Linked DNA regions of Homo sapiens: region 1 is linked to region 2. Evidence: read pairs that join two places in POLR2A ChIA-PET (ENCODE). Cell type or tissue: PC-9. All regions are shown on one strand. Links, peaks and the distances in the headings refer to the core of each region. The heading gives the core; the rest is flanking DNA.

What was found. ChIA-PET counts read pairs that join two places held together with the same protein. Peaks named below come from ENCODE experiments on the same cell type or tissue, not always from the same donor. Only the 100,000 strongest peaks of a DNase experiment are listed, where the experiment ranks them.
Region 1: POLR2A ChIA-PET joins it to region 2 with 12 read pairs; 2 of 35 experiments call an interaction of 5 or more read pairs at or near these places.

What each region holds. Positions count from the first base shown.
Region 1 is chr15:89,230,037-89,232,893 of GRCh38, reverse strand. No RefSeq gene overlaps it. Among named protein-coding and RNA genes, the nearest start is that of RLBP1, 9.9 kb to the right of the region's middle. In PC-9, for the core only: no CTCF peak of the experiment used is centred there; no DNase peak of the experiment used is centred there.
Region 2 is chr15:89,137,575-89,140,484 of GRCh38, reverse strand. All of the region lies in intron 3 of ABHD2 (abhydrolase domain containing 2, acylglycerol lipase), which reads right to left. Among named protein-coding and RNA genes, the nearest start is that of ABHD2, 51 kb to the right of the region's middle. RefSeq lists enhancers at 1-423, 424-925. In PC-9, for the core only: no CTCF peak of the experiment used is centred there; no DNase peak of the experiment used is centred there; H3K27ac peaks cover 990 bases.

The DNA.
Region 1 (2,857 bases), core at 344-2,843, 92 kb before region 2:
CTCACTGTGTCACCCAGGCTGAAGTGCAGTGGCACAATCTCGGCTCTGTTCAATTCTTGATTTTGATAATTGCACCATGATTAATTAAGAGAATCTTAGTCCATTCAGGCTGCAATAACCAAATACCATGGACTGGGTGGCTTCTAAACAACAGAAATTTATTTCTTACAGTTCTGGAGGCTGGGAAGTTCAAGATCAAGACACCAGCAGTGTTGGTATCTGGTGAAGGCCACTTTCCCATGGATGGCACCTTTTTGCTGTGTCCTTGCAAGGTGGAAGGTGCAAGGCAGCTCTCAGGTGCTCTATTATAAAGACACTAATCCCAAACCCCTGCCTCCTAATACTATCTCTTTGGGGCTTGGGATTTCAGTGTATGAATTTAGGGGAACCACAAGCATTCAGATCAAAGCAGAGAATGTCCCTGTTTTTAGGAAGTCCACGCTGAAGTATTTAGGAGTAGAAGGGCATCATGTCTGCAACTTAATGCTAAAACAGTTTAGAAAAAAATACACTTGGATATATTGAGAGAATGAAAGAGCAAACATGAAGTGTTAACATCTAGGTGAAAGGCATGTGGGAATTCTGTGCACCATTCTTGCAGCTTTTCTGTAAATCTGAAATTATGTCAAAATAAAAAGTTAAAAAAATACTGGCCCATTTGCAAATCTAGTGGACCTCTCTGGTCTATAAATAATCAGCAAACTGGGCCTTTGAGATGCCATCTCAGCCCTTTTCTGTGGAGAGGTGGATACCTGTTCTCCATCTTCTACTTTGCCCCTATTCTGCTGTCATCCTAGATCATTCTCATCCTACATGTGGCCTCTTGGCCACTCCCCTCTCCACCTCCATGACTTTCTCCTCCATGTCACCTCAGCCACTCACTCTCCTGGTCATACCCCAAGCCACCTCCCAAATCACTACTTAGATAGCAACCTCTCAACCATCCAATTAGCCTGCTCAACTACTCTCACCTACCTGTTCTCTAATCTTCACTGCCTCTGACTCCTCATCTTCAATTCCAAGGTTATATAGTTAAACCACATTTTTGCAATATTTATTTATTTATGTATTTATTCATTTATTTATATTTTTTGGGTTGTTTGTTTTTTTTTTTTGAGACAGAGTCTCGCTCTGTTGCCCAGGCTGGAGTGCAGTGGCGCGATCTTGACTCACTGCAACCTCCGCCTCCCAGGTTCAAGCGATTCTCCTGCCTCAGCCTCCCGAGTAGCTAGGACTACAGGAGCATGCCACCACACCCAGCTAATTTTTTTGTATTTTTAGTAGAGACAGGGTTTCACCATGTTAGCCAGGATGGTCTCAATCTCCTGACATCATGATTTGCCCGCCTTGGCCTCCCAGAGTGCTGGGATTACAGGCATGAGCCACTGCACCTGGCCGTTTTTGTTTGTTCATTTGTTTTTGTTTTTTGTGTTTTTGAGATAGAGTCTCACTCTGCTGCCCAGGCTGGAGTGCAGTGGCTCAATCTCAGCTCACTGCAACCTCCACCTCCCCAGTTGAAGCGATTCACCTGCCTCAGCCTCTCGAGTAGCTGGGATTACAGGTGCCCACCACCACGCTTGGCTAATTTTTGTATTTTTAGTAGAGACGGGGTTTCACCATGTTGGCTACGCTGGTCCCAAACTCCTGACCTCATGATCTGCCTGCCTCGACCTCCCAAAGTGCTGGGATTACAGGCATGAGCCACCGTGCCTGGCCTATTCATTTATTTGTTTTGAGATGGTCTCACTGTTGCCCAGGCTGAGTGCAGTGGGGTAATCATGACTCACTGTAGCCTCAACCTCCCAGGCTTAAACAATCCTCCCACCTCAGCTTCCTGAGTAGCTGGGACTATAGGCACGCACCACCACACCCAGCTAATTTTACTTTTTGTAGAGAAGGGGTCTTGCTATGTTACCCAGGTTGGTCTCAAATGCCTGGACTCAAGCAATCCTCCCACCTCAGCCTCCTAAATTACTGGGATTACAGGCATAAGCGACTGCTCCTATCTTTTGCCCCCTTTTGCCTTTCTTTCCATCCCATTCACTCAGCAAACCCTAACCCTGTATGAAGCCAGCTCTATTCTCTTGTTGGAGCTATACTTCAGCTGCTGGATTGTGCTTGAGAAGTAACGTGTGTTTAAGTGGGTGCCCCAGTCTCAGGTGGGCCTTCAGCACTGTCAGATAATCTTCCCCAGTAAGTTTATCCTTCCTTTCTTCATGAAGTTGTACTTGACCCGCCCCCACACCCCCAAAAAAGAGAGAAAAAAATAATTGCCCTCAGATGGAAATTTGCATTAGCTCCCCACCGTCAAGTCTTTAAACTCAGTGTCCTCAGCACTAGTTCTTTCCTCCAGCTCCCTGTAACAGTGGAGGGTGTTCCACCTTCCCGGCCGAGGCTGGTCCCTCTGCTGGAGAGACAGAGACAGCTGCTTAAGGTTTCCACCTCTCAGCGAGGACCTTACTATCACCCCTCTCAGACCTTGGTCTTTAACCTCTAACTTTCTACAGCTGCCCTTTCATAAACACATCTTCTCCTTTGGTGGTGAGGAGTTAAAACCAAGTTCCCATCTAAGGGCACCTATTTTTAGCCCCCTTGAAGTAGTGAGATCATCTATGGAGAATAAAGGAGGAGATAGAAAAGTCTTCCCCATCCATCTAAACAAAACAACCCCCTGGAGCCCCCCTTCCCTTACAGTTACTGCCCTCTTTCTCACCTGCTTTCAGCCAGATTTCTTGAAGGAGCCATCTATTGTCTTTCTCTGTGTTTCTGTATCTCCTATTCATTCCTCTGCCGTTCTCTTACCTCTGGTAATTCACCAAAACAGCTGTGGCCAAGATCATGGCAGCTTTCTTGGTTT
Region 2 (2,910 bases), core at 152-2,651:
TATATTGTAACGTTAAAAAAAAAGAAGAAATTCATCTTTAATTTATCACCTGCCTAAATTCCAAAGCATCAGGTACAAGAAGGAATTTCAAGCACAGAGAAGTGTTTTTGCTGGATTCTGTTGGGCAAACACAGCCACCTCCAGTATTTGCCTGGAACTTACTCTAGAGGTTTATTTAAAAGGTCATCCAGCAAAATGAATGGCTATCTTCTCCAGGGCTTGTGACCATAAAATGTCAGGTCCACAGGTCTTTCAGTAGAGCTTGAGGAAAAGAACTGCTAACATAGCACGTGAGTGGAAGCCTCACAAGTCCACAGGCTCTGACTGTTCCTAACACAGGCTGCTCAGCTCTACACACCGGCTGTGTCACTTTACACTCTGCCCTCAGACTCCCCTCTCTTTCTGCAAAACCCAAGTCCAAAGGGACTCTTCAGCCACTGAGGCAAAACGCAGAGGTGTTACATCATCCTGGGAAGCCCTCCCAAGAAGAAAACTCTCTCCATCAGGGCTACAGAGACCTGCTGCGTGGCTGCTCCAGACAACTGCACACTCAAATGGCTGGTGATGTCCTCTGCTGGCTGCGTGCTGAAACTCCGGTCAGATTCTAGTTAGGTGCCAAGACTGTTAGGAGACATAGGCTCGGGATGTTTCCTCAGTTTCCAGAGAGAATGCCCATCTTCACAGGCCCTCCACTCTGCTTACTTGAGTGCACACACTCAAGGGAAGAAAAGCAAATTTTTCATTTCAGAAAAAAATATTTGTCCACTGAGAAAAAAAGGTGACCTTTACTCTGACAAACAGATTTGTTTTCAGAGTGACAACATGGACTGAGGATGCCCAACTAGGAGTGTGCTGCTGGCACCTGGGGCCAAACCAAAGATGTTATCAGGTCCGAACCTGCCTCTACCTATATTTTATTTTGGCTCTTATATATTGATTTAATAAAATTCAACAAATACGAGTGCTGTGAGGCATACAGAGATTAGAGCCGGACACAGTGACCGCCCTGGTGGCATTCGTAATCTGAAGGTAGGATGCATGATGAATACACAGGCAGCTACTGTCACAGACAGGAGCGGTGGGCAATGGGGTCAGAGAGATAGAATAGGATGATACTATGGGGAGACAATCATGAGGCTGAGAAGTACCAATTTCACTTAGTGCATCATGGGGAGTACCAAGATCTCAGAGAGGAGAGATATTTCTGAGCACCAAATCTCTCCATCAGGAGCTGGGTGAGTCATGTCTCTAGTTTATTTATTTACTTATTTTTAGAGACAAGGTCTTACTCTGTCACCCAGGCTGGAGTGCAGTGGTACAACTACGGCTCACTGCAGCTTTAACCTCCCATGCTCAAGCAATCCTCCCATCTCAGCCGCCTGAGTAGCTGGGACCACAGGCACATGCCACCATGCCCAGTTAATTTTTTTTTGTAGAGACAGGGTCTTGCTATGTCGCCAGGGCTGGTCTTGATCTCCCGGGCTCAAGCAATCCTCCCACCTCAGCCTCCCACAGTGCTGGAATTATAGAAGTGAGCCATCCTGCCCGGCCTTCTAGCTTAATCTTCACAATTCTGAGCAATGGTGTCTTCCCCGTTTTAAAAATGAGGAAAAAAAAAGAAAAAAAAAAAGCTAGGATTAGAGGACAGGTCTCTGATTCAGTCCAAAGCGTTCCTTACTTTATCACACTCAAGACTCATCAACTCCCCCAACCAGAAGTTAAAATAACAGCTTTGTGCCTATTTTCTCCTGTCTGATCAACTGTCAAAATGTTCTATATTAAATAATGTTTCTTCAAATTGAAAACTGAATTTGTTGGAGCTTCTCTACAGTGGTCTTCACAGGTCTTTGAAAAAAAACATTTCTTTCGTTTTGCATGTTTCTCACAACTGTAACTGACTTCTTGTTAGAGGAGTTTTTTTCTGCAGAAGATACATCTGGGGGCTAATTAATTTGAATATTCACATTTAATTATCTCTAAGATAAGGCCAGAATGTTAACAAAATCATACTGAATATCTCCCCAAAGATCCAGGAGAGCGATGACAGTGAGAGCAAGAGAGGATGGAAGTGCTTCTAGAAAGGTGACAGGTGTTTGATTTGGGGATACATTTTTACCCTACTTTCATGGGTGAGAATAAACCCAGGAGGACAAGCATCAGTGGTGGGGGAAACACTGGGAGTGAAGCTTTGTGGCAGCTCCACGAGTCTGCAAACTGAGTTCCAGGCCTTCCTGTGTGTGCACATGTGCATGTGCATGCATGTGTGTGCACACAGGAAAGGTAAGGAAGCCGGCAAGGGCCAGAGTTTAGGAGAACATTTTGTCAGTTCTTTTCCAGATCCTGAACTGCCAGAGCCTCCCTGCTCCACAGGCCTGGAAGCCAGGGCCCTTGCTGCTCCTACCACAGACACCTCTGGTTTCTTTTCTGGCCTATCTACCCCTAGCCTGGTGGACCTGAAGCCAGCAGGTCAACAGCAGGTCCTTCGTGAGCCCATCCCACTGGGCTTCACCCTTCTCCACTAGGACACAGCCCCCACTGGAAGCCCTTCTTTTCAGGAGGGCCAGATGTGGAGTAGACCCTGTGTGCACATCTCACCAGTCCTACTGGGGAGGTAAGGCTGAGGCTGGGAAAGGGCTTCCTCATTAGCTTCAGGAACAAACACCTTGGGCCTTTCATCTCAAAATGGCAGCAACATATTCAGCTTCCCAAACACCCATTAATAGGCTCATCAGAAATCCACTTTGAACACAGCATTTTCCCCTCACTGGAGGCAAATTCTTCTCCACAGCTGTCACACATTACATTTTCACTGTTGTTGCTAAATGCTCTATTCCTGAATTGCAGGATCTGCACAGGAAAATTCCAATGCAGAGACTGTTTCTGCCTGAAATGACCAAAAGTGGCCTGAGG